Linked DNA regions of Homo sapiens: region 1 is linked to region 2. Evidence: read pairs that join two places in POLR2A ChIA-PET (ENCODE). Cell type or tissue: MCF 10A. All regions are shown on one strand. Links, peaks and the distances in the headings refer to the core of each region. The heading gives the core; the rest is flanking DNA. Region 1 overlaps PLXDC2 (plexin domain containing 2). Region 2 overlaps PLXDC2 (plexin domain containing 2).

Evidence for each region. Peaks named below come from ENCODE experiments on the same cell type or tissue, not always from the same donor. Only the 100,000 strongest peaks of a DNase experiment are listed, where the experiment ranks them.
Region 1: POLR2A ChIA-PET joins it to region 2 with 5 read pairs; 2 of 35 experiments call an interaction of 5 or more read pairs at or near these places.

The regions. Positions count from the first base shown.
Region 1 is chr10:20,142,594-20,145,525 of GRCh38, reverse strand. It overlaps PLXDC2 (plexin domain containing 2), which reads right to left. Exons shown (of 14, transcript NM_032812.9): 5 at 2,109-2,231. Among named protein-coding and RNA genes, the nearest start is that of PLXDC2, 330 kb to the right of the region's middle. In MCF 10A, for the core only: no CTCF peak of the experiment used is centred there; a DNase peak (open chromatin) is centred at 1,055.
Region 2 is chr10:19,920,727-19,923,658 of GRCh38, reverse strand. All of the region lies in intron 1 of PLXDC2 (plexin domain containing 2), which reads right to left. Among named protein-coding and RNA genes, the nearest start is that of PLXDC2, 110 kb to the right of the region's middle. In MCF 10A, for the core only: no CTCF peak of the experiment used is centred there; DNase peaks (open chromatin) are centred at 868, 1,208 and 2,128.

The DNA.
Region 1 (2,932 bases), core at 95-2,594, 220 kb before region 2:
AAGTTTTATATTATGTAATAGCATAGCTCTCTCAACATTTGCTGATTTAAATTTTCTAACCTGCTGCTGTCTTTTCCAGAGAAGTTTGCTTTCCTAAATTGTTGAGTTTCCAATCTTTAAGTATCCTGTCAATGATTCTAACTAAACTTGAAAATATTTCAGCAAGTTGTTGTGGTATTAAAAGGGCTTCGTGAAGAGTCTTACAGTGTTTAAAAGTGTTTCATTCATTTAATAAAACGTAAGTTTTCATTATCATATTGTTTGAACTCAATATTCCTCAATATTTGATTCCTATGGAATAAGTCATTACACAGAAGATATTTCAGTGGGTAAACAATACATGCATTCTTGAGTATTAATACTTTTACAATTCTCAGACATAAAACTCACTTTACGTATGTAATTATTTTTATTCATTCATTGAATAATTATTTAGGACCTACGTCCTAAATAATAAAGTGTCTATGCAGGGTACTGGAGATAAAATGATTTCTTATAGCCACAGTCCTTGTTTTTAAAGAACTTAAGAGTTCAGTTGGAGTAGTATACATCAATTTTTAAAAATCATTCAAATACGAGTAAAATTCAAATATTAAGAGCTACCTAGGAACAAGGTATATGAAAATATATGAAGAGAGACTTATTTAATATGCTTTATGATTTTGATAGCAACAGTATAAAAACTTGGTCATTAGAATCATGTGCCCATGAGTAAATGACCCTAACATCACCTAGTGAATGTCGGAGTTTGGAAAATAGTCAGTGTTCACTAAATCATTTATTGTTTCCGTAGGATAGACTCCCAAGGCAATTTTGCATGGTAATCATAGAATAAGTTTCAGATAAGTTTCTGGCTGCAGTTTTGCCTCAAGAATAGTGTACTTACAGTCCACTTGCACATCCTTGGGTGTTAGCACCTCATGAGTTTTTAAAAAATGGAAGAGAAGAGAATATAATAGTTCTTAAAATAACAGAGATGAATCATTATTGCAGCTAACACTTAGAGTTACCTAATATTGGATCATACCTTGGTGTTACTCAAGATGTTCAACGTGTATTTCCTAAGGTGAATGTCTAACTATGTTTAGTTTCCTCATTGTGCTATTTTGACCTGTAAAATGGCTTTCATCACACTGGTCAGGAGATGGCTCTTAGCAAAGTGATCATATTTCTCCAAGGCTACAGCTACCATCAAGTCTATTCCAACCATGAGCAAATTTCTTCCTTGATCATCAGAAATAAGATAAAAGTAGAAATAACTCTGTTCACCCCAAATGCTTGTATTATTTGCAGGCATAAAATTGTCTTTTAAACAAATAAATATCATTTTTGAATGATAAATACACAGAAAATTCTATATTTAATCATTGCAATATAAACTCTTTGTTACCTATAATTTATTTTCTCTACCAAAGTTACAGCTTTCAATAAGATGTTGAGATGAAAATTCATTTATGTCTCCAAGACCTTGAATTTCTCGCTTGGATTTTGGCACCACTTAATGATTTATTATAGTTTTTTTCTCTATTTTATATGTCCCAAAAAGTAATAGCAGGGATACATTGCTCTTGGTATATTTGATAAATCTTGACAGGCTCTCACTCATTTTCTAAAGTCAAGAAAACTTTATTTTCTTCAGTTGAACTACCCACAACTAACTACTTTATACTTCTTAAAATATGTGTTCATCTTATTGATACATACAAGTCATAAGTTTTGGAAATTTAATGTCAATATATTATGGCACTTGCCTCAACTGGAAGATCAGAACTAACAAAATTATTCTTATTTCCATTTTTTTCTGATGGGAAAATTGGAAAACTGACTTATTGAAATAGCATCAAATAAATGCGTTTGCTTTGTCTGAGGTCTTGTCTACAGCAACTCAGTTTTACTGTGTATAGTAGATGTTAATAAATGTGTTGAATGAATGAATGCCATTTGTGTACTTTATAAATCTTAGCAGTATAATATTTGTCCTCTCAGACCATTTGCATCAAGCAGTTTACACACCAAAAAATAAACAGTTTACAAAAACATTAACATGAATCTGATGCTTGAGGTTTAAAAATATACATGCAGCAAAAAATAGGCTACTCAACACATACCATTATCAAAATATCTGACAGTTGAATTTCTGGATACACTGGGATCGAAATTTGCCATTAAAGGTGCTATGTACTGTGTGGCTGTTAGCATTCGATGTACGACTTCTCCAGTGTATATGAAACCTAGAATTAGAAAAATAGGAAACATATTCAGAAAAAGAAGCCCATATAAAATTATGATTAAAATACTTCCAACTCAATTACAGTCATATTATGAAAATAAAATGTCATGGTAGCTGGAAAAAAAGGAACATATTTAATATCTTAGTATCTAATTAACAATACTTGGTCTGGATTAAGTAACAAATTCTTGTATAATTTGGTAGAACCTTGCAAATCCGAAATCTATAACATGTACAATTTTAATTGGGGGGAAAGTGACCATTATCTGGATGAGATTATTAGGCTAAAAATGCTAATACAGTATTATAAGTAATTCAAATATTCAATTTGCTATTATTAATCCCTTGTTATTTTAACAATAGCTTACCACACAAGTCCTTTTAATTAGTGAATTCATTTTCATGGTATTTATGTAAGCTACCATCTCAGCATAGGAATTTTAGAAACGACATCTGGTAAAATGCAGAAAATGTTTTGATTCTTTTTTTTTTTCTTGAAAGTTGAAAGGGGGCTAAACACCCATGGTGACGTTTTCAAATTGTTGGTTTGCTCAAGCCTCTATATTATCAGCACACTGTCAAGAAGATAAAGTCTATATGTTTGCAGGTAAGGTGGTAAAACATTGACAATGCACAAATGCCTCTCTATTTAGAGATTTAATCAATGCCAGTCTATTCTAGCAGTTGGATAATGAGAGGGAA
Region 2 (2,932 bases), core at 115-2,614:
TGAAATCAAAGATAAGACTTGTTAGTTCCTTTTTCTCCCTCATTTTCTATTGACTGTCTTGAATTTTTTAAATTATCCTTAATTGCCTCAGTGTAGCAATTGGATAAAGCAATTTTTTCTGCCCATATCAAATGAAAAGTATTCAGTTTAATAAATATGTATAACAATGCCAAGCCCTCAGAATGACATTTTATTAGCATGAATAAAAATTATATAAATCCTTTGATTTTTACTCTTACATAACTCTTTGATAAACCCTGTGTTAATTCTAAATGTGCTTATGTTTCATCAAAATAATTTGGATTGTCATTGTTCTAACTAGGCAATACTTTATGTCTTTTGTTGTTGTTCTTTGTTTTTGTTTTGTTTTTCTTCAGGCGAGACTTTTCTAACAGTATATCTAAGAGAAATGATATTTTGGGGTGGATTGTCAATAAAGCAAATCTCAAAAATACATAAAACCTCATTCTTTTTCAATAAAACTAGCACTCAACAACACACCTTCTGCTTAATGCTGGCAATTTACAACTTCCTGGTCTAAAGAAATAAAGCCCTGAACAGCTTATAAAATGACTTAAGAGATTTTTTTTTTAAACATAAGCCAATCTTGGCCAAATAGCACTTGGATGAGTTAAGAATAAACAACATATAAAGAGATAGATAGATCAGATTTCCTTTGAAATCACAAAAGTCTCAAAATTAAGAATTTTAAAAAGCTTTGCATTTGAGAGGCTCAAAGGTTTTGGACAACAGTTCAGTTATTTTTTCAACCCTCAAAAATGCTTGGTACTATGTTATTAATAAGGAAATAGTTCAATGAGTCAGTGTCTGAGCTTTCATTGCCTTGAAGCCAGTCCAAAATGGGAATTTCTGGCACTGGAGACCAACTTTATAAGCTTTCAAAACATGTTTTAGTTTTTGAAACACTGAGCTGGATTTTGCCACTGAAATCACTAAGCTGAGTCTCATATATACTCTCCAAGGTGACAAGCGTTTATCCCTTCTTCTTGAGTTCCATACAACTAAGCCGTAAAGTAAATGTGGTAGCATCTATTCAAAACTGTACTGAGTGAAAACACACACAGTACTGGTCACAAATGAAGCCTCCAACAAACCCAACCCCAGGGACACTCCAAAAGGCTAAAGTCAAGTAAGTGGAATCATGACTCATAGAAGGAAGCCTCACCTCCAACACCATCTCCTTCCTCCTGATCCCAGAACCTGTGCTTTAAAAAAATAGCAAGTAAACAAAGCTTTCACTGATGTGTGTCTCACTGCCTCTCTACACCAACACACACACATAACCCTACCCTCCAGGGACAGCCCCATAAAGTACAAGTTACGATAAGCTTTTAACCACACTGGAACACTATCTCTCAATTCACAATGGGTAGGCAGAGGCATATGTCTAGCTCCAGAGCCTCTGCCAGCCTGTAGAGCATTTCTGTGGACATCAGAATTGGGTGTCCTCTGGGTAAAACATTTAGACACAGTTGTCCTGGCTGAGAACGGTGGCTCACGCCTGTAATCCCAGCACTTTGGGAGGCTGCGGCAGGCAGATCACTTGAGGTCAGGAGTTCGAGACCAGCCTTGCCAACAAGGTGAAACCTCGTCTCTACTAAAAATACAAAAATTAGTCGGGCATGGTGGTGCATGACTGTTAGTCCCACCTACTCGGGAGGCTGAGTCAGGAGAATCACTTGAACTCGGGAGACGGAGGTTACAATGAGCCAAGATCATGCCACTGCATTCCAGACTGAGACAGAGTGAGACGCTGTCTCAAAAAAATAAAAAAATTAAAAAAAATTGAACAATTAAAAAAAAGATAGACACAGTTGTCCCAACTGGCCCTAATACACTGGGCTTGGCACATGGAATGCAGGCTCTATTTCAGCCCCTTGCCTCACTAGGCCAGGGCCTATGTGCAGAGCACAGACCACACAACACAATTGTCCTGTAGCCCTGTGTAGCCTCACTGGCTCCATGAAAGCTAAAGCTGCAACCTTAAGGAAGAGGGAAATTGTAATCATAACAGAGTTTTCGATGGGGAAAAATGCAGCTAAGAGTAAAATTAACTTAGCATGCTTTGTTTTTGTCTGGTTACGTAATGATGCATGGTCTAAGTCAGTTAATCATCTGAGAGTCTGTGCTCTGTGAAAGCAAGAATCAAGTCTTCTTAGAATACTTGCCAAATCCCTAAGTGAATGTCATAGCTTTCCAGAAGAAGGGAGGTTCTCATTATTAGTTACGAGGAAGACGGCCAACAGGGATGAAACTGTCCCTCTGAAACATCTACAAAATCATATATCCTCTATGCTTTTGATTAATTGTCTCTTATTGATGTCCTGTGAACATACTTTCTCAAATTTAACACATAAAAATCAAGATGATTTTGTAGGTCACATTCTAAGTGATACTTTTAAAATTATGAAACCAAAGTCCTGCTTTTAAAATTCATATGCCCAGTGTTTTGGGAGGCCAAAGTGGGAGGATCACTTGATGTCAGAAGTTTGAGGCCACCCTGGGCGACAAAAAAAAAAAAAAAAGAAGAAGAAAAGAAAAAGAAAGCCAGACATGGTGGTGCACACCTATAGTCCTAGCTGCTTGGGAGGCTGAGGTGGGAAGACTGTTTGAGCCCAGGAGTTCAAGGCTTCAGTGAGCTATGATCATGCCACTGAACTCCAGCCTGGGAAACAGAGCTAGACCCTCTCTCTATAAAAAATAAAATAAAATAAAGTAATAAAAATAATAAAAATCATACAAACTGAAGTTAATTTAAATGTTCACTTAAACAGAATAAAGGCTGGGCATGGTAGCTCATGCCTATAATCTCAGCACTTAGGGAGGATTAGGCCAGCAGGTTGCTTGAGGCCAGGAGTTCAAAAACAGCCTGGGCAACAAGGCGAAACCCTGTCTCTACAAAAAATACAAA